Linked DNA regions of Mus musculus: all the other regions are linked to region 1. A link is a loop called in an ENCODE intact Hi-C map of the cell type or tissue named here. Cell type or tissue: left cerebral cortex. All regions are shown on one strand. Each heading gives the region's core, and the rest is flanking DNA. Links, peaks and the distances in the headings are about the cores only.

The links. A loop is a pair of places that touch in the nucleus more often than their neighbours do. Peaks named below come from ENCODE experiments on the same cell type or tissue, not always from the same donor. Only the 100,000 strongest peaks of a DNase experiment are listed, where the experiment ranks them.
Region 2: it touches region 1 in a loop (2.3-fold over the local background); 2 of 42 quality-filtered maps call a loop at or near these places.
Region 3: it touches region 1 in a loop (6-fold over the local background); 2 of 42 quality-filtered maps call a loop at or near these places.

Annotation. Positions count from the first base shown.
Region 1 is chr11:113,435,644-113,443,099 of GRCm38, forward strand. The region is part of intron 5 of Slc39a11 (solute carrier family 39 (metal ion transporter), member 11); the gene reads right to left. Among named protein-coding and RNA genes, the nearest start is that of Gm51928, 19 kb to the right of the region's middle. In left cerebral cortex, for the core only: a CTCF peak has its summit at 3,457 (motif pointing right); DNase peaks (open chromatin) are centred at 3,523 and 4,048; H3K27ac peaks cover 409 bases.
Region 2 is chr11:113,555,429-113,562,884 of GRCm38, forward strand. Slc39a11 (solute carrier family 39 (metal ion transporter), member 11) reads right to left here. Exons shown (of 10, transcript NM_027216.5): 2 at 6,578-6,696; 3 at 4,083-4,121. The coding sequence starts at 6,685. Among named protein-coding and RNA genes, the nearest start is that of Slc39a11, 6.7 kb to the right of the region's middle. In left cerebral cortex, for the core only: no CTCF peak of the experiment used is centred there; DNase peaks (open chromatin) are centred at 4,036, 4,564, 4,935 and 5,712.
Region 3 is chr11:113,331,220-113,338,675 of GRCm38, forward strand. The region is part of intron 6 of Slc39a11 (solute carrier family 39 (metal ion transporter), member 11); the gene reads right to left. Among named protein-coding and RNA genes, the nearest start is that of Gm51926, 5.8 kb to the right of the region's middle. In left cerebral cortex, for the core only: no CTCF peak of the experiment used is centred there; DNase peaks (open chromatin) are centred at 3,319, 3,561, 4,269 and 4,689; H3K27ac peaks cover 2,541 bases.

The sequences.
Region 1 (7,456 bases), core at 844-5,843:
CCCACAGGGTTGTGAGCCTTGGCATCTCCCTTTCTTCTCACCATAACAAGATGCCAGAGGCATTTGTGGGAGAAAGGGCTTAGGGGAGGGTCTTCCAGTCTCTAAACCCAGGCCTTTTCCTGACTCCCCCTTGTTCAGACGGATCAACACTTTTGATCTTCAAATAGAAAGGGTCATTGCTCTGAAACAATGAGGATGTTTCCGGATATCCTCAGGAAGGGATGGAGGGCCCCAGAATATAGCTCCATATAGCTCCATTGTTAGAGTAATTGCCTAGCAACGCCTGTCAATCATGTGTGAAGGCCTGGGCTCCAGCCCCACAGAAAACCAGATGTGACGGCACAAGCCTGTAATTCCAACACCTGGGAGATGTAGACAGGGGAATCAGGAGTTCAAGATCATTGTAACTACAGCGCAAAACTCCTGACCTCAGCCCAGGTATGCATGAGGACCTGTCTCACACAAAATAAGCAAGCAAAAGTAAAATGAAGGGGTCAAAGTCTTAGCAGGGAAGTTGGGTCAGTATGGGAAGAGAAACCCGGCGGGCATGAGAACATTGGAGTCTGACTGAAGTCTCTCACCAACTGGCAGCCAAGTTACTGTGAACATTGCCTACAAAGAGACAAGAATGACCATTTTATAAAGATAACTCAAATAAAAATGTTCAAACAGTAGTGAGCCATGCTTGAGGTCCAAGCATAAATGATTTTATTTTTTTTAGTTCAATCTTAACTCTTTTTCCCAGCTCCCAACCAGCAACTTCCTTTAAATCTCACAGACAAAACAAAGTTTGTTTATCACAGCGATGACTACAAAGGGATGCCGGATGAGAAGCATCAGCTACCAACCAGAGCAGAGTGTTCAGCTTGGGCCTGTGTACCGAAGACATGGAGGCAACACAGCTGTGACCGTAACATCAGTGCTACACGGGATCCCTCATTGAACCCCAGTCTATCATCTACATCAGGGCTCCAGCTGTAAGCTCTGCCCACCTTCTCCAATTCCTCCTCCTTCCGTTGGCAACTAGCTTGTAGGTGTGTTTATGCTTGGCCCAGGGAGTGGCACTATTAAAAAGTATGGCCCTGTTGAAGTAGGTGTTTCACTGTGGGTGTGGGCTTTAAGACCCTCATCCTAGCTGCCTGGAAGTCAGTGTTCTGCTAGCAACCTTCAGATGAAGATGTAGAACTCTCAGCTCTGCCTGTACCATGTCTGTCTGGATGCTGCCATGCTCCCACCTTGATGATAATGGACTGAACCTCTGAACCTGTAAGCCAGCCCCAATTAAAGGTTGTCCTTTGTAAGAGTTGCCTTGGTTGGGGTGTCTGTTCACAGCAGTAAAGCCCTAACTAAGACAGCCTCTCAGATACCCAGACCACCAGGGGCATCCCCAGATGTGCAGACACCCAGACCACCAGGGGCATCCCCAGACGTGTTTCCTGGATGAATCAAGAGACATAACATAGCTGCTTCCCCACCCCACCCCCACTCCCCTCTTGAGCAAGAAACAGGATAAAACTATTCTGCTAACTTCTAGTTATTTTGAAAAGTACTGATCTATAATGAAAGGGCAAAATATCCTTGGGCCACAGTACAGCTGCATGAAAAAGTAAACCCACAGCGAGGAAACAGAGTTGTAGTAAGAAACCGCGGTGTGTTGGGGGCAAAAAAAAAAAAAATACCATTTTTAATGAGAATTTTTGAGCATTCTCGAGAGAAATAAACAGAGCCCTCAGGGCAGATGCTGTGAAGGTAATAAAGGAGAGCTTGCGGGCAAGAACCTGCAGAAAAGGAGATGGAGAGCAATCATGGGGCCAGGCACATGAATCCTGCAGAAGGGCGGGGACCTGACTGAACTCGCCTCCTCTGAGGTGACCAGGCAGAAAGCAACAGGAAGGCAAATTCAAGGAAGTGGGTGGAGTCCCGGGAGGCTCGATTGGTCCAGAGAAGTAGGAGATGGCTTCATACATAGAGGAGGAGGAGTCCAAGCATGGGTATGAGGTTACGGGCAAGCATAGGAAAATATGTGGACTAGTCATCTCTGGAAGCACACGGAGACTGTGCGTGGCCCAGGTTTGAGACCTTTCACGATGGATCCATGAGGTTGGGGGCAATGAACGTGACATGGAGACCACCACTGCATGACAGTCTGGTGTGCCATTTCTCCAGCAACTAGGACAATCAGAGGAATCCTCGAGTATGTATTCCTCAGATGTCCCCCGGGTCCCTTCCATGAGGGAAGACTTCAAATGTCCAAGGGTCTGCACAGCAGCACTGGGAAGTGTAAATAGGAAGCCGCTGAGAAGTGGGGTTTGGAGAAGGATTCGAACCCCACACACCAGTGTGAGCGCCTGAGCCTCTCTCTTGCTCATGGTAGGTCTGTTTGGGTTTTAAAGCAGGCCAGTTGCTCCCTAGATTTTGGAATTTAATTCTCTTGAAGGAGAAAAAAAATGAATTTTCATTCCATCTGTGGATGTTTTGCTGCCTGAACCTGAGCGTCCATTTTTTCTTTGTTGCACAACCTCAAGAACTTACTGTCATCCCCAATCATGGGCACTAGTTAATATTACTATTTTTATATCCAGTCTTAACGCATTTTAACATATGTGAGCTCTTATAGATTTAGGGTGTAGGTACTGCCCCTTTCCATGGCGAGCTAAACCTCCTGAAGAGAGTTAAGAGGACAGAGAGTCTTAAGGGTGTGTCTCTCGTGTGCGCCTCAGCCATGTCCAGCCATGTCCTCAGTAATGCAGTGCTGACCCCAGGCAGGTAGGGCCAGAGCTACAGCTCACAGCGAGCAGAACCAGTAACAATGGCCTGTCCTATGCTGTCCACTGCGTGCGCGCGCACACACACCCATTTTGCTTCTTTTTTAAAAAATGTAATTATTTTATTTATCTACATTCCAGACATTGGCCCCTCTCTTGATCCCCCTCCTATAGTTCTTCATCCCATTCCCCCTCCCCTTTGCCTCTGAGAGGGTGCTCCCCTCTGTGCCCCCGACCCCAGACATCCCCTTTCTCTGGGGCCTCAAGTCTCTGGAGAGTTAGGCACATCTTCTCCCACCGAGGCCAGATCAGGCAGTCATCTGCTATCTATGTGCCAGGGGCCTCTGACCAGACCATGTATGCTCTTTGGTTGGTCTCTGGGAGCTCCCAGGGGGCTGGGTTAGTTGAGATTGTTGGCATTCCTATGGGGTTGGGGTTGCCACCCACCCCCTTCAGCTCCTCCAATCCTTCCCCTCGTACTTCCATAAGGGTCCCCAACTCCAGGCTAATGGTTGGCTCTAAGTCTCTGCATCTCTCTCAGTCAGCTGCTGGTAGGGCCTCTCAGAGGACAGCCATGTTATGCTCCTGTTTGTAAGCACAGCTTTTAATCTTTAATCATGTATATGTATGTGTGGATTATGGGCACATGTGTGAGGGCGCCTGCAAAACCAGAAGAGGGAGACAAGTGCCCTGCAAATGGGGTTATAGGCGGTTGTGAGCCATCCGACCGGAGTGCTTGGAAGAGCTTAGGAGCTTGTCTGCAGAGCATCTCTCCAGCCCCACTGGAACCTCCTTCTCCAGGGGAGCCCACACTCTGACTTTCCTGGCAGTCTTGACTTCTGCCTCCTGCCGATTTCCTCTGGCCCTACCTACCATGGTGTGTGACATCTAAGTCACAAATTCTCCTTTTCACAGCACAGGCCCCTCTCTCCCTGTGCCCACTCGGTCTTCCCTGTAAGTTAAAAGTCCCCTGGGTACATATGAGACCCTCTGGCTCAGCTCACTCCTACCGACCTCCCTCTACCCACCCCACCACCTTCCACGTGTGTTACACTCACAACCTTCCCTGTGTGCTACACTCATGTGCCGGCCCCTTGTTAATCCTGGCAGTGGGCAGAGTTGAGCCAGGCTGACAGTAACCACACGCCATGCAGCCCAGATGGTCCCACGCGCCCGTCAGCCGGCATCAGCTCACACCCCACAGCTCCTGGATTCACACCTTTAACTAAAATGTCCCTGAATCCACGAAAATAAAAACTCTGCTAAGTAGACATTTTTCAAAAACCCGCCCTTTTCCCTTTGTGTAGACAGGAGCCAGCCACTCACACCCACACCACCATCTGTCCGCGTCTAGTGCTGTCTACTGCGACACACGTCCACACGTCTGCCCTTGCCTAGGAACACAGGCGCACACAAAGGAGGCTTTTGTTTCTTGAGAGGGGATCAAGTGGGAGCAGCTTGTCTTCAGAACAATGGGAATTTCTGCTCAGTCAGTGAGCCAGCTCTGGAGTTAACTGCCTCTGAGTGCCCCATTAATCTCCACAGTTTTTGTAATCTCTGAGACACGGCATATTGTCAGCCACATTCACAGAGGTGGAACGTGGATGCATGCAGACAAGCGTGCCCTTTGTACGTGTGTGCACAGAAACATGCATGGCCATACACAGGCAAACAAGAAAAATCTCAAAACCTTATGACAGCAAGGGAGAAATGGACTCCGTTACAATTAACACATACATAAACATATACATCCACCACTTTTCTCACAGGCAGGTCTCTGCCCTCTAACAAAATCCATCCTGCATTTCTGGGAGTCCTGAAGGCTGGTCCCACAGAGTTCCACTGTGCAAGGAAACTTCCATTCCTTTTCTAATCCTATTTTCTAGGCTTTCTAAACTAGAAATGGCCACATGTGGACCTGGCTGCCACTTCACCAGGACATCACTATCCCAAGGCCACCAGATATATGTCCTGCTTCTCTCCTTTACAGGAATCCTCATCCACTTCCTTTCTAAAGTGTCTTGGCTGGAATCTAAAGATTAGACATGGGCCAAAGGCCAAGTTCAAGGGTAGGCTAAGGCCTTCCTGTGGCCACTGAAGCTGTCTTCCTGAATGCAGATATTATCTTAGTTTCTGTTTACCAGGTATGACTTCTACCAGGAGGGACCCCACAGCTTCCATACCTCAACTCATGGTGAGGCCATAAGAGGGATTCACCAAACATGCCCAGGCAGAGTTACATACCACTAGCAGACAGTTTGTCAGTCAAGAAAGGGAAAACTCTTCGTTACACACACACACACACACATACACACACACACACACACACACACACACATACAGAGAGAGAGAGAGAGAGAGAGAGAGAGAGAGAGAGACAAAGAGAGACAGACAGAGACAGAGAGACAGACAGAGACAGACATACACATGCAGGATATTTCTTAACCCTGAGATGGGATCAACGTTTTTCAGAACATCTGCAAATTAAAGAGGGGCATGAGAACTTGGAGAGGGTAATGGAATTAGGGAAAAGATCATCTGTGTAGTTAAGGTCATTTCTGTATTGTCAAGGGCTGCCTACTCTGCCCTCAGTGACCTGAGACCTCTGACCTCAGTACCTGCTTGGTGTTGTATGGCAACTTCCTCTGAGTTAAAATATTCCATCCTGGAAAGACACTCCTTAAGACTTGGGAAACAAACGACTCACAAGTCTCAGAAAGTCCCTGAAACTGATGAGATACACAAAGCCCCTCCCTCCTCAAGGTTTTACAGGCAGTAAGGATCGCTGGACAGGACACATACCAGCAGAGCTGCTGGAGAAGCACAGACCAGTTGAGCTGCCTGGAAGAGACTCTGTGCCGTGTTGAGCCACCTAAAGTCCTACAGTAAACACCAGAGCTCCAGCTTTTAAGAGGTACCTCCCATGCTTGGGGCTGGGAGTGGGCTCAGGGATGCCTTTGAGTCATCCTGCCCCTGTAACTAATCTCTCACTCACCCTTGCAAGGAGACCCGATAAACTCACAGGTTCCTTGAACTTGCCTTTCGGAGTATCATTGCTTGGATCTATCACTCGTTTCCTATCTAGGGTCATTAGATGTTTGTCTGTGTCTCCCAGGAAAAAAATGTCACTCAGTTCTCAGTAAAGGACTTCAAAGGAGAAAACAGGTCCATATTCCCAATGATGCTTTGGCCAGTGCACAGAAAACAGGGCTGCTAGAGAGGACCAAAGGCTTCTTTGGTCTGCTCCCCACAATCCAAATGTTCAAGGATGTGCAATATAGGCTCCCCAGCCCACTTCCTGCTAGAAGTTTTCAAATCATTCTCTCTGCAGCAGCTGCTGGAAGGATACCATCAGGGCAGGCTCCGGCTCCAGAGACCAGGAAAGCCAGGCTTTATCTCATGGAGAAATATTTTCAACTGAAACGCATCTGGGAGAAGCTGTGAATTGGAAGAGCCAGATTTGGGGGGGGGGGCGTGGGGGGAGGAGTCAGGCCATGGGAGCACCAAGGGCAAGTAAGGAATGGCAGGCAACCCCACAGCCCAGTGGAGCACCCCACGGTGGAGAGCACCCCACCGTGGCGAGCAACCCCACAGCCGAGTGGAGCACCCCACTGTGGAGAGAAACCCCACAGCCTAGTGAAGGAGAAAGAGGAGAACGAAGACTTCAAAATAAAACTTCACTGGCCTTACAACTGAAAGAGCTGGTGAAAGAGCTGGTGGCCATCCACGAGGAAGCTTTTCACAAGGCCGAGACCGAAAGGGAGGAAATGGGCTTGAACCGCCATGATGTGAAAGAATTGCAACGTGCCCACAGTCCAAATGAGTTCTCCACAGGCATGCCACGTGACAGCCTAAGGGATCTTCTCCAGTATGTATTTTTATATATACTTAAAAAAAAAACAACCCGTGGGTGTGAGTGTGGGAATGCAGTCTAGGTGCATATGGCGTATGCGTTATGTGTACATGTGTGTATGGAACTGAGAGGGGAGCAGTCGGAGTCCCCTTCTCTCTCTCTCCTCCTAATTCCTTCTGAGGCCAGGTCTCTCCCTAAACCTGGAGCTAACGTGGTTTTCAGCTAGGTAGACAACAGGCAACCCCAAGAAATCCTCTCGTCTCCAACGCCCCACAGTGTTGGGGTCACAGATGTGCATGGCACTATACCTGGTTTGCTAGGTAGCTCCTGGGACCTGAACTCAGGTCCTCACACTTGGACAGAGCAAACCATCTCTCCAGCCGCTCCGCTAGATACTCTTGAGCCAGTCAGTCCCTCTGATCTGGCTGGCCTTTCCTCTCCACAATTATCACCACCTACCTTTACCAAGAAGGTGTAGCAGGTGGCCAAGGAATGGGCTATGGCCAATGAGGCCTGCAGACCCAGACTCACTAGGAGTGTTAGCTGCAGGTGCAGAGCAAAAGGAAAGGGAGCGAGCAACAGGGCTGAAGTCAGGTGCACCAGGGCATCTTGGACCTGCCACTCCTCTACTGGGGAACCAGACCATCTGTGACCAGGCCATCCTCCTCCACTGGGGAACTTACGCCTTCGATCGTAACAAAGGGTATTAAACCAGGTGATAAGTGTCCAAGGCCTACATCCAACGTGAATACCCTTGATCTGAAACCTATGCTGGTCAGCTTTCTGTGGCTATGACAAGTTGCCTGAGAAAATCAAGGCTAAAAGAAGGAAAAATGGG
Region 2 (7,456 bases), core at 1,003-6,002, 120 kb after region 1:
GCAGAAGAGAGGGATGCTGGTCCTCAGCTCATTCTCTCCCTGTGGTCAGTCCAGGACCCTGGTCTGTGGGGCGGTGCATCTTCCCACTTTTGGTAAACTGCTGTAGACGCTCCCTTACAGACACTTCCAGAGGTTTGTTTCCCTCTGATCCTACGTCCCATCAAGTTCACAGTCAACATTGACCATTACAACGCCTTGGCCCTGACCATCTCTGGAGACCTCCTTCTTAAGATTTATTACTATAATTGAATTCTGTGCATGTCTGTATCTCTGTGAAGATGTAAGCAAGAGAGTACAGGTGCCCACGGAGTCCAGGGAAGTCAGAGGAGTCACATCCCTACCCCCGTGGAGTCAGTTGTGAGCTGCCCAATGTGGGTGTTGGGAACCAAACTCAGGTATTTTGAGAGAGCAGCACACATTCTTAACTGGACCATCTCTCTAGTCCTGAAACTCTGTGTCCTAGGTGACATGAAAAATGGTGTAAGAGTCCGCATAAGTCACCACACTACGCTACAAAGCCATCCTCTGAAGGCTTCGCAGGACCTCGGCGAAGGAAGGAAAAAGGACCAAGCCTCTTCTGCAAGGTCCACACAAACCCAGCGTTTCCCAGGAAATCACCTACTCAGGAACACTAGACACTCCAGAGAGCATTCTAGAACCCACAGTTGGGCCCAGTGGATCAGAGCAGTGGTCTTTTCCTTTTTGGCTATTCACACCGCCACCAGACCCTCGGAATACCCAGCCCCCAACACCACCTCAGGAACCAGCAAACTTTTTTTAAAGTCCAAAGAACGGACAGCTCTGGCTTTGTGAGCCACAGGCTCAACTGGAGCTCAGTGATGCAAAAGCAGCCACAGGCACTGTGACATGTAGGCGTGGCTCGCTCCCGTGCACTGTCTACATTCACAAGAACAGGAAGCAGGTGGATTTAGCCCACCAGACTGGTTGGCACACCCCTCCCATGGATCACAACTTCTTGACAGGCAGAAGTTGACACGGTGAGGGAATTGGAACAGGTTTCCGCTGGATGAATGGAGAGAGGAGCTACTGGCTGGACAGACGGGTGCGACATGGCTCAGTCGTGCTAAAAAAGAGCATCTTGTGAGCACCGGCCTGAGCCAGTACCATTAAAGGGGCAGCTACTAGACATCTACCAGTTCCAACAGAGAACCTACAGAGGTGGGGTGACTCAACATACAGAGGGCCATGTGAAAGTGTAGCCTGAATCTCTGGGTGTTTGTTTCATTTGGGGGAAATGGTGGGGATTGAACCCTGGGCCTTGTACATGCTACATATGTGCTCTTCAACTGAGCCATACCTGATCTCTGGGCCTTTTCTCTCCTGTTCACATCAATTTCACCATCTCCTTACAGGGACAATGGGGGCATCATGATCAATAAGGACCATGTACAGTATCCCAAGGATACTGTAGCCAATCTGCACAGTGGGCCCAGACCTACAAAGCAGGGCAGGGGAATAAAGGGGAGCCGGGCAGGAATGCAGGCTAGGGGTAAGCCACCCCTTCACACTAACTGGGTACAGTACAAGCAAGATGGGGGGAGTGGGCTACGCAGAAGGGTGGTGACTATTCGGGAGACTACAGAGGAAGGACTCATGACCTTAGGGGTCACGCCACCCCGGGTACTCATTAGGGCAAGAGAAAGCAAGGGACCCTTCCACCAAGACAAACATCACTGCATCCCAGCCCTGTGGAGGAGACGGTGACATAAGTCATTCCCTCCCTCACACTGTTTACAGTCACACTGGAAGTCTGAGCGTGAAATCAAACGGAAAAATACAATCATAACAACAATAATCTGTCTTCTTCCCGATTGGCTCTCTCCCTACTGTGCCTCGCCCCCTCATCTCGCCATAGACTGTTCTCCTAGCATTGCCTGTCAGGCGTTAGAACTGCTGAACAGGCCACCCTCCATCATGACTGCACATGTAGAGGGGGCAAAGGGGAGGCTGGGGCCAGAGATGCCACCACAATACCCTTGAGCCTTCAGAGATCGCTAGCACTTGGGGGCCATGAGAGTCGGGCTGAGTCCAAAGACAGAAAAGGTGAGAGGCTGGCATGATGCCAACCCTAAGGATCTCACCCATCACTTAACAACAGTGCTGTGGAGGAGCCTGAGGTGAGGCTGGAACAATGGCTGGAGAAGGGCTCTCAGGATCTTCACACATTACAACATACCAGCTTGTCAAATGGGATCGCTCGGCAGGAAGCTCAGAGTCCTACCAAGTTGCTATGGAATAACCCTCACAGCTCTGTAAGTGTAATGTTGGGTGGTAACCGAACATTTGAAAAATGGGGCTTTATGAGCCGTCCATAGGCCACAGGAGGCATGCCTAAAAGGGGGGTAATGTGACCCTAAATCTCAACTTCTGCCAGGAGTTTTTACTGCTGAAATAAGGCAAGGCTGAGGTCTTCTGTCTGGAGACGGCTGGAAAGAGAGCTGGCTTCCAGAGCATTTTCAGGCAGAGGAGTTTTATGGAGAGGAATATATGCAAGCTGAAGGCCTAGGGATGGATTCTGCTACAACTCTTGTGCACCTGTTTATAGCTTGGGAATCTCCAGGTTCCCTAAGGACAGGCTCTGGTCTGACAGTCAGTGGCTTAGATGACTTCAGCGAGGTCCCACCCCAAAACAAGTTTTTCCAGCTCAAAGGACTATGGAGACGGCAGTAAGAACCGCGCTCTGCTCTACTCAAAGAGAAAGCCCCCAGTCTGTGCCTTCTGATACAGCCATACAGCTGGACTATACAGCACCACCATAATGTGCTCACACATGAAAAATAAAATCCGGGCTTGCAAAGTTGCTGGGGGGGGGGGGGCGGGGGCAGGGGAGGAAGCTTTCCTTCAAACCTAAAAACGAGAGTCTGATTCTCAGGTCACACATGGCAGTAGTAGTAAACCAATTCCTGCAAGCTGCCCTTTGACCTCTACACATATGCTGTGGCACAGGTACGCTCACATGCAGGCACAATCGATTGGCTCATTGAAATGATTTTTGAAAAAAGATAAAATCTGAACTAAGCCTCTAGGACTATCTCTTGAGTTTGCAGAGATCAAGAACAGAAGGACCCACCAAACTCAGAATGTGGAACCTTCTAGAAACAAAAAAGGCCCAGCTTCTCCAACAAATTACCAGCTTGTGGGGGGGTCGCAATGGGGGAGACCTGAGCGACTTAGAGAAAACAGCCAGCAAATTCTCTTTGGATCCGCTCTTGCAGAACAATCTCGCGGGGGGGCCCCCTTGGAATGTGAACACGGCTCGGGCATTCGCTCACAGAGAAGAATCGCTGTTTGCCTTCTGTCAGATGAGACGCTGCCATACTGATTCGCGGTTTCACAGGAAGTCACTCAGTTTGAGATACATATTGAATTTACAGGTGAAATTACATGGATCTGGGATTTGCTTTTATAAAACATTCTCAGCTCCCAAGAAGGCAGAAGGGAGACAGATAAAATGAGATTTGCCAAGTGTCAATCATGACTGAAGGTGGGTACTGCGTAGTGAGGCTAAAGATTATGGGTGATTTTTTTTTTCTTGTGTGCTTTAAAGTACCTAAAATAAAAATTCCTGGGGCTGGAGAGACGGGGAAGCAGTCAAGAGCACATATTGTTCTTACAGATGACAAGTTCGATTCCCAGCACCCATAGCAGGAGCTTTGCAACCTCTTGTAATTTCAGCTCTAGTGAGGTCTGACATCGCTGACCTGTGGAGGGGGCACCTGTACTCAGATGCACACACCACCCGAGACCCCGCCCCCGACACATACACATAATAAAGATACAAAAAAAAATCCTTTTGAACGCCCTTCAAGGAGAAGAAAAGGAGACATTAAATTCCTGTCATTTATCAGGCTAGTCTTGATGTCATCTTATTTCCTAAGTCCTGAACCACTCCCTTCTCCATGGAAAGAGTAGAGAGTACCTCGTAAGCTGGGGAGTGAAGACAGTCAGAGGAGGAGTTAGCTCCTACAGAGAGCACATCAGGACGGGTGTGGAGAAGGGCTGGCACCAGCCCCAGGGAGGGAAAGATTAGAATCAACACACTTCACCCACTGTGAACTCACCCCTGCGGCAAAGCCCAGGCTTCCGTCTAAGATCCGCCTCTGCAAATGAAAAAGGGAGATGTTTCAGTCTCCAAGGACCACAGGATGGTGTGTGTGGCATCAGTACGGAGACTGTCATAAAGCCCAAAGGGCTCAAAGGTCACTGACCTACTTCTAAGCTGGTGGTGACCTCCTGACCTTACAGAATGGGCCAAAAACAGGGGAAGGAGGAGGAAGACATGGACACAGTTAAACATGACACCCATTCCAGTGTCAACCAGAAGTTGGCAGGAGAGGTGGTCTTGGAATGCACAGGCCCACACCTTATTTCTTACCCAGCACCCCTAATGCCCTTAGGAAGTAGTTGATCTAAAATGTGGAAATGACCAAGGGCTAGTGAGGAACACTGGAGCAACACAAACAGTCACACGGGTGGGGACACAAACTGGCACAGCCACGTCACACAGAAAGCCGTGTAGTGGGACTGACAGCAAGTGACTGCAGTATACTCGTCACTGCTGAGAAATGACAGAAATGCATTCTGGGAATCCCCAAATCCACGCGCTGTTACCAAGAGCCCCAAACCAGAGACTGCACAAAGTCCTCTTTAAGGACTCTTTAAGACAGATAGACCAACAAGAACACCCAAATACCACAGGGCAGAGAAAACATGCCCACACATTGCACACACAAAGAACACACTGTGTGTGTGCATGCATGTATGTACACAACAGGCAGAAGCATTAAGTAAACTGGGAACTGAGCAGGGTAGATTCAGCCCAACACAGAACAGTAGCAGCTATGTGAGCAGAGAACCTGACAGCAGCAGCCAAACAGGGGTGATGTCTACACTGTAGGAGAGACGGGCAGCGTGGGAGTGTTTTGCATGGAGTGAAAGTCTGAGTGGGCGTGGTGACTGGGAAGGAGCCTGAAGGGACCGTGAGAAGCTGGCACCTGATCTAGGTCCAGATACATGGGCCTTTATAAAATAATAATCAAACTGCATAGGTATAAAATGTGCACCTTTCTGAGTACATCTATTCCAATAAAAAGATGTTTTTAAACAAGATGTTTTCGATTCCTCCCTCCCTCCTCCTCTTCCTCCTCCTCCTCTTCTTCCTCCTTCTTCTTCTCTTCCTCCTCCTAGCTACTGCCAAAAGCCATTCTATTCCTATCTATGAATTCGGCCTCCCTAGGTGTCTTACGCACTGAAATCTTGAGTACCCTGTAATTCCTGGTTGTGTAGTTGGAGACCCAAGTCTCCAAATGATAGATTTGTGCTAACCACCCTCCCCCTGTTAGGGTGGGGGCAGCAGTGTGGGAGGCAGGATAGTATAGCTGGAGCCAGGACCTGCCAAACTGGTCTATAACACAAGGGGCCCGAGACACTGACTTTCTACACAAGTTTTCCTTTCTAGATCCAGGGCTCAGTGTGTTTAAAGAGATCTAAGTTGCCTTCTTCATGGGCCACTCCTGCAGCATCTACAACTGCCCTTGAGCAAGGCGAGGGTTACATTCTTCAAGACAGCCATGAGTAGCTCTGGGCTTGAAACTGGGAGCAGCTCAGGGTGGGAGGAGAAAGGGATTTCAGGCATAGGAGGTGGGCACAGGCTGTGCTTGTGGTGTAGAGTAAGGCAGGGTGTGTGTAGAGGGAGGGTGGATGAGGGATGCCAGGGATGTGGGGTGCAGAGGAAGAAAAGATGGGGAGATGCACAAGATCTCGAGAGGATGTGAGGCCAGAACATATGGCCTGAGAGTGACTAAGGACACTGGGGGCTCTCTGTAGGATGCACGGAGGACATATGAGGGGAAGGGCTGAGGAGACTCAGTATGCATATGGACAAGGTGGCTGTCAGCGCTCATCCAGGAGAGGGGATGCGCTCATGGCAAGGGCAGGCTCACAGGTTATCAGGAGAGAGAACGAGGAAGCAGACCTATCAGTATTCATTGGGGGGGGGGGGGAGAGCATGTGGGGACTGAGGTGGGTAGACAGAAGTCTACAGGGGATTGAGGAGGGGAGCCTGCCGATCTTCAGCCAGTGGGGAGGACTGAAATGCCCTGGGCTGGGGTAGTAGAGAAACAGACCCCTTCCTTCCCACAACCCCTAACCAACTGTCTAGCTCAATCATGGCCACAGGGAGGGCAGTTCCACCTGAAAGCTAATCGTCTTGGGCCCTGCGTAGTACTCCTGCTCTGGGCGTGCAGGGAATTAGACGGGAGCTCGGAATGAGGCAGCAGGTTAATGAAGGCACAATGGCTACTCCCTCACCCCCTGGCCCTTTTGAGTTTGGGTGCCAGGGGCAGGTGAGGGGAAGACAATGCCCGGCTTGTGTACCACTAATGGGTGCCTGCTCCCTGGCCTAGTAAGGAAACAGAGAGAAAACAAGGAAGATGGGAAGAATTAGCATCCCACCACCTGCCTGTGTGGCCGCTGCCCGGCGGTGCTGTGTGGCAAGGGGCAGGTTCCAAAGGTCACCAAAGGGTCCCTGCCAATCCCCAGAAGCGAAGCGACTCACCTGCCCGCTGGAGAATATGAACACGAGAGCTGCCCCGGCTGCTGTCATTGCCCAGGTGAAGAAGGTCCCCAGCAAGGCCTGGACCACGGAGCTGTAACCTTGGAGCATGCTGGATACTGCTGTGCACAGAAGAGCAGAGGGTCAGGCAGATGCTGAGGGGCCCCAATTGTGATATACACATGTCCTAAGTCACTGCCTGAGCTGCCCTCTGTCAGGGTAGGTGGTCTGCACATTCAAGTCAAACCAATGCAACAGGCCTCACCATCCCAGTACCAGCACAGGGACATTGAAAGGCGACGTGAGGACACTGGGAGAAAGAGGCCAGGAAGCTCTCCCCAGAGGCCCGCTCATTCATCCATCTGTCCCTGCCTGCTATTTCTCCTCAGACCCTGCCAAAGAACAGGCCCCTAGCTCAAACTGTCCTCTAGATACCTTCCATCTGATTCCCAGTCACACCTTCCTGGCTCCCCAAGCCAGCCTCCTGGCTAAACATAAATTCCACCGACAGACCTTCCCACCGCCATGGACTCTCCAGCCAAAGTCCAGCAGCATGCAGTCTGGGCCCTACGCTCCCATTCAACTTAACTCATCAGGGCACCTTTACAACCCAGACAGCTGTGCCTCCAAGGTTCCGTTCCCATAAGCCCCTTCGGGGAGGCCTTCCCTCCACGGCTCCTGCCCACGAAACCCAAGAGCCTCCTCTAAGGCCCACCTCATGCCAGGTCTGTGATGAAGCCTTCTATGACTACCCACGCATGTGTGCGCGCGCGCGCGCGCGCACACACACACACACACACACACACCATGTCCAAACACACATCTTTGCTGTTTTCTATAGGGGCCTGCCTACATCCATAACCTAACTTTGTAACTGCTTGA
Region 3 (7,456 bases), core at 1,003-6,002, 100 kb before region 1:
TGACAGGAGGGACACACACACCCACTCAGCACTTACTTAGATTCTGGATCTGAACTCTGGGCCTCAAGTGTGCACGGCAAGGGCTTTAACCTTGAGCCATCTCTACTTTTAGCCTGAGCCTACACGGGAGCTGGAGGGATGCCGTTAGCAGCATTAGACACAACGTGCTAGTGTCTTAGAAAATGGGTGCTTCAGACCGCGGGATCCACTTCACATTCCATCTGGCACCATTAGTGGGGGAAAAAAAAATCACAAGGATTCTACTGATAAAAAGGCTCTTTCACTCCCCTCTGCTCTCCTCCACTAAGCCTAACCCTGTCTCTGTGACCATGAGCTGAACTGAAACTCGGCTCTTGGCAGATGTAATACAGGCAAGGACCTTGGGATGAGATCGCCCACCTTAGGGTGGACTTTAAATCCAGTAACTCTCTCAAAGGAAAGCTAGGGAAACAGACACTGATATACAGAGAAGTCAGGCTCAGAGCCGGGAGGGATGTGTGTCTGCAAGCCCAAAACTCTAAGGACCGCCAGGAGTCCCCTGAGTTGGGGGAACAGGTGTGCTCAGTTCCCCCTTAGAACCTCCAGAAGAGATCAGCCCTACTGATACCTTGAATTTGGTGTTTCACCCCCATCTGCCGTGTTTATAGTACTTGTTACGGCAGCTACAGGATCCTCTCTGCCTAACTCTGCCACACCCATTTTTGGGGCAGTTTGAAGCGACCTCTCTGTAAAGGGAAGCAGAAAAAGGTGGCAAAAGAACCACCCTCCACTCCACCAAGTATCGTTGTGTGCGTGTGTGTGTGTTCATGCATGTGTGCATGTGTGTGTTCATGCATGTGTGCGTGTGTGTGTTCATGCATGTGTGCGTGTGTAGATACACATACTACACACATGGGTGGAGGCCACCCAGACACTGGGCACATTGTGTTCTTTTAAAGTGGAGCCTGGAGCTGTCCAGTTATGCTGGGTTGGCTGGCGGGCTGGTGAGCTCCAGGGACCAGCCTGCCTCCACTTCCGCAGGGCTGGGATGGTTAAGTGCATTCAATCATGCCCAGGTTTTTGACCCGGGTTTTGGAGAATCAGACTCCAATTCTCAGGCTTACACAGCAAGCTCTTTACCATCTGAGACCAGTGTGTACCACCTACTGCGTTAGGTCTCAAGACATCATGCCTTTTCCCAAAGTCTGGCATTTAGACAAGAGTCGACACTCTCTCAGAGACTTAAAGAAGATGGTTGTCATTTGTTAACAGCAAGCACTGTCCTAATCTTTGGCAAAAGATATAAATATAAATACAAAAAAGATATCATTGTTCCTCCATTAACCTATGTCTGAGGTGTCTATTTAACAAATCAAGGCAGACACTGGCTGCCAGATTCTCGGCATTGGCCAATACCTGTTGGAGCCCTGGTTCCTCTCAGCACTTCTCACCCTGCCCCCTACCCTGAATCTCTCCAACCCCTGAGCTAATCTGATTCCTGCATAAGCCAGCCACTTTGGTTTGGTGTCCGGTGTCCTCTTGGTCTGGGTTCCCAGGGACTCTCTTTGCTTCCTCTCTCTTTTCCTTTCTCGTTCTCCCTCACCCCTTCCTCTCACGGCCATGTTCAGGCTGGAAAGATGCCTTTGGCTGGTTTCTCTCTCATATGTAGGATAAACCTTCTGTAAGAGCCCATACCTACTGTCTGAGCCAAAGTTTACCTATAAGCCCCACATGCCCACCGACCGTGTAAGTTCCTGGAATGCTGGGAGTTGTAGTTCTTGGAAAATAACAAAGCCACATGGGAAAATACAGTGGCTTTATGCTTTTGCCCCTATAACACATATCTTGTCATCACTCAGCTGGGGATTCCAGGGAGTGGTCGTGACCAAAGTCCATCCTGACCCGTATTGTATTTTAAAGCTTGCTGCAGTTCTGGCTCAGAATCGTGGCACTGGCTTCCCTCTTGGGTACCACAGAAGGAGCGGCCATGCCGCCGTTAGTAACTGTAGGCATCCTCCCCGATCCAGTGTCTCAACTGTCAGTGAAGCTTCTACAGAAAGAAGTTGCACACGTCCCCAGCCCTCTATGGACTAGTGAGGGTCACGGTCACAAGCTCTAGCTGGGTGTCTATGTGGCACCATGGTCCACATGACAAGAAAGGAAAAGCTTTACATGAATTCTGACCTATCTTGTGCACCCCCAACACATGCCCTGCCTCATAAAACTGTCTCAAAATGAACCTGTGTCTTTTCTGCCTTTCTGAGAGTCATCGCTCTCCTACACTGGCCCTGCAGGGACAAAATCATTGTTTTGTCTAATATTACACAATCCGACTGATTCAAACCTGGCGTTTAATCTTCCACGCTAATGTGCCTCTTGATCCTCCCCACTAACATGTGAGGCAGGACTGTCTTCTGTCCGCAGGTGCCTCTCAACTTGCCTTGTTCACCTACTGACAGCAGGTCACCTCACAGTGGGATGAGTGTAACCCGCCCCGCAGCATGCTGAGCTCCAGTGTGTCACTCTATAGCACCAGGGTAACTAGACCCTTTCACAAGAACCTGCCACCTGCTGCCTCTCTGCCTGTGGATACTGCAGCCAGCTTTTGTTTTGTTAAACCCGGCATTCATTTCTTCTTCCCAGAGAAAACCCTGTGCTTCCAAGGAGGTCCCTCAGACTCGGGAGGGCCCTGTGTCCTTCTGTTCCGCTGTGTTGGGAACTAAAATCGGGTGAGACGTGGTCCTTGTCATGAAGGTTCTCCTGATGGGATGTGGCTCTCGAGTTGGATGGAAAGGGATGTGTAGGAGCTGACTAGGGGAGGAGAAGGGCTCTTCAAAGAGCTGCCACTCAGAGATGAGCATCATCAGAAGGTATGGCTTCTCGATTGAAGGGGAGAAGCTCAGTTGGACCACACACAGCCTGGGGCTGGAACAGAGTGTCAGGAGGACGGTGCAGCGGGCTGAATGGGTGGTCTCCTCTCCACATTCACACCCTGGAATTCTAAGCCCCACCGTGAAGCTATCAAGAGGTGGGTCTAAGGGGTGATTTGATTGGAGCATGGGGCTCTCAGGAATGAGTTTAGCACCTTCCTAAAAGTGGCCTAAGGGAACCCAACAGTCCCTCCCGTCCTGTGAAGACACAGCAAAAATGTCAGGCATGAACCAGACATTGAATCTGCTGCCTCCCGTGTCTTGGTCACCTGGGCCTCCGGAGCCGCGAGGAGTCGTGTCTGTTTTTCCTGAGGCGTGGAATGTAATGGTGTTTGCTATAATATGCTAAGTGGATGAAGACAGCCAAGGAGGGAGCACAGTCAGGGCTGTGTGGGAAGGCCTTCTACTAAGCCAGCCCAGGCTGCCTCTCCCCATGTCACTGGCCAGGTCCTTCCTGCGGTGTGCCAAGTTCAAGAGCTGACTACTTCCCCCAGGGAAGCATTCGGGGGCTCTTAGCAACGCGTCCCAACCACAGACCTCTTCTCCACTCCTTTACTTCCTTTATTAAGTACTTCCTGCTTCCCCTGAGACCAGCGTTGGTTTCCTAAGCTGGAAGAGGGGAGGAGTGATTTATTACCCTTCTCTCCTGCTCCTCCTGCCAATCAACAGCCAAGTTCTGCCTACTCTCTGTTGCCTCTGCCCTATCAGATAACTCATGTTATGGATCCAATGCCAAATGCCTCTCTCAGGCTCCTGTGCTCTCACATATGAACACGCCCACCCCCACCCCACCCCCCATCCCCAGCTCAGGGAGCTGATTTGGGAGGCTTTGAAATCTTTAGGAGGTAGAATTTCACTGGAGGAAGTGGGTCACTGGTGGAGGGTGGGGACGGGACTTTGGGGTTTATAGTCCAGCCTCACTTCCTGTCTTGTCTGTCTTGTCTCTGCTTCCTGATCTGTCCAGATGTGAGCAAGCAGCCCCGTGCTCACCCTCGCCCCCTTCCCTGCCCTGCCCTTTAAAGCTGAGAGCTGGTTAAACTTTCAAGTCGCTGCTTGTCAGGTACTTGGCTGTGTGCATCCTAGTAACATCGGCATATGGGAGACTGGGTCCCGCTTCAGCCGTTCTGCCTCCCTTTCCCGGGAATGGAGTTTTAGCGGGACAAGGACTGTTAAAGAAAAGCTCCCACCCTGCCTCCCTTGCAGCTAGAATGAAGCCCTTAGACTCACGGGCCACAAACACTCTTCTGTCTTACAAAAGCCACTATGTGTCACAGGACCATTTAACATGCACCCCAAGAAACACAAGTTCCTGAGTTAGAGAAATGGCTCAGACAACAAAGCACATGGATCCAATCCCTCGGAACCCACGCTTTAAAAGTCTAGATGCAGTAGAACATATCTATAACCCCAGTATTTGGGAGGAGATGCCCAGAAGATCCCTAGAGCTAGCCAATCAGCAAGCTCCAGGCTCCCGAGAGTCTGCTCCAAACAAGATGGACCACCAGCAGCCGAAGAGTGACAGCCAAGGTCCCCACGGCCAACATGTACCTCCACCCTCACACACACACTTATGCATATATACCACCCCTATAAGCACATGGACATGAGCAGGGACCATGGGGTATAATCTTGTAGATGGAAAAATAGGAGGCAGGGGCTGGGAGCCAGAATCTGATGGAAGCGTCACCCTACCCTATGCATAAGCATATGGAGAGCCTCAACAAAGACTGGGAATGCATCAGAAGAGCCCATGGAACGTTCTATTCTTAGCTAACACTGTAACTGCAGATGCCTTCGATCCTGGCACTTCCATGCAATCGCCCCACAGCCCATGCCAATGGAATTTTACATTTATCTTCTTATCTTACTGTAAATATAATCCGATTTCCAAGGCAAATGTGCTATATGCCCTCCTACACATGTCTTATTTTAGACCTCACATCCTGTCTTTCCATCAAGATAGAGAAGCTGCTCTAGATACCAGGATGAGGCCCCTCAACATGCCCCCCAACGTTCAACTGCTTCCAAGCGGTAGAAAATTCAGGATGGGATCTGAGGTGCTTTGCATGACTAGAAGGCACCCAGGACATTCCTCGATGGCCAGGAGTTTACACAGTGATTTCTACATCTGTCACGGACCCCTTCTTCCCACAAAGGGAGGAGATGAGATACGTATCCAGATGGGAGGTGAAGATGCTAGGGAAAGTGACCTGCGGGTGTATGACAGGGGTCCCCGGGGTAGCTTCTAAGCAGAGAGGTTCAGCGAGTCTGCCTGCATCAACTTACTGGGACAAACATACCTCAAGAGGTTCTGAAGGGTTTTGCTATTATCATTTATGATTTGCCCTCCCTCCCTCTTTCCCTCCCTTCCCTCCTCCCTCCCTCCTCCCTTCTCTCCATTTTGGTGTACCTAAATGTTGTAAATATATGTACTTGTTTGAGTTTGTATGTGTGTGTGTGTATATATGTATATATACACACACACATACATACACACATACACACACACATACACATATATGTGTGAGTATGTGCACACGCACATGGAGGTCAGAGGTTGCTACCAACTATCTTCTCAACTTACTCTCCCTCTTGCGTTTTGAAGAAGGGTCTGGAATTAAACTTAGAACACACTAATTCACCGGCCGGCCAGGGAGCTTCTGGCATCCTCCTGTCTCTGCCTCCCTGGCCCTTGGCTTACAGTGGCACACTGGCATGCATGCCTGGCTTTTACATGGACACTGAGGATCCACACTCAGGTCCACGCGATTGTATAGCAAGTCCTTTACCTACTCAGCCATCGCCCCAACGGGGTCTCACATGGGCCTAGGCTGGTCTAGAACTCACTTTGTATCTGAGGCTGACCTCAAACTTGGGGCAATCCTCCTGGCCGCTAATGAGATGATAGGTGTCGGCTGCCATCCCTGGCCCCTCGTCACTCTTGCTGGCATACCTTGAAGGTTTTAAGGGAATTCTCTTTCTGTAAGCTGAAATCCTGGGATTCTACAGCCTGTATTCCTTTCCACAGACTATCCTAGTAATTTAGACAATTATATGTTCAAATACAAAATGTTCAGTATCCTGGGGGAGGGGGGGCAGCGGTAGGTATAAGTGCTTTCTGAGGTAGCAAAAAATCAAGTATATATAAAATCCAATCGTGTCCTGACAAGTTATTCTTTGCAGCTGCATGTCTGCTCCATCCCAAAGAGCAGCGCTAACTCCCAAGTCGCCATGCTGCCTGTTCTCATTAGCTTTAGCTGCCAATTTAACACAGTCTAGAAACCACCTGAACAGGAAGCCAACTGAGAGGCATTCCCTAGATCAGACTGGATGGCGGCATGTCTCAGAGAAACTGTCATGAATGTTCATTGGTGGAGGAGGGCCCAGCCCACTATGGGCGGCACCATTCCCTGCATAGGTGGTCCTGGACTATGTAAGAAAGCTAGCAAAGCATAGGTCTGCGAGCTGGCCAGAAAGCAGAGTTCCGCCATGGTTTCTGCTGTGTGTGAGTTCCCTGACTAAAGGTACTGCTGTGTAGACTAGCAAGCAGGCTTGAGTTCAGGCTCCCACTTTGAGTTCTTGCCCTGACTCCCTGGATGATAGACTGCTATCTGGAAGTAGAAGGTAAAATAAACTCTTTACTCTCCTAAGTTGCATTGGTGATGTGTGTTGAAACACCCGGTGTCAACACTGGGTACCTTCCCAGTTGCTTGCCACCATTTTTGTTTGCTTGTGACTGTCTCTCATTTAACCTGAAGTCCACTGATTTGGCTGGCCTGGCTGGCCAGTGAGATCTGTGTGCCGCTGTTTCCCCAGCAGAGATTTCAGCGACTAAACTCGGGTGCCGAGGATCTGAATATGGCTCCCCTGCTTGTGTGGCAAGCACTTGGTGATGTAGCGTCTCCTCAGCCTGCCTCCCCTTTTCCTCCTCCTTTCCTCCTTCTTGCTTTTTTTGACATGTTTTTGAAACAGTGTCTCACTCTGTAGCTCAGGTTGGAACTCATAGCAATCCTCCTGCTTCAGCTTCCCAAGTGCTCGGGTTATTGGTGTGAGCAAATGCTACCTTTTCTTCAACCGTGTTCAGTATGACAAACACATATATCCTTGAGCAGGAGGAGGACCCTTCGCCACAATGGCCAAGCCTTAGCACCACCAGAACAAACAAGCAAGCAAATAAACAAACAGAAAAACCCAGTGCTTGCCTCAGTGCATCATAGGTAGCAAGGGAGTAGATCTCACCCTGAGTAGACACAAGCCTTCATTCCAAATGCTGGAAGAGGATGTTGTCTATTGGGGCTGGACCACAGGAGGATACCCAGCATGACTGGAGTGGAAGACAGGCAAACAGTACCCAGTGTGCCCCTGAAACCTGGCCACTGGCAGCAGGTGTGGCACCAGCTACTTCCTTCCCCCGCCCCCATGCTTGCTGTTATTATTACTCTCCTGCGACTGAGCCCCTGAGTCTCAGATGTCAGCTTCTCACTTTTCTGCCCCTCATCGGAGGAAAGGGGGGGGGGTAGGGGTGGGGATGAGGGGCAGAATGCTGC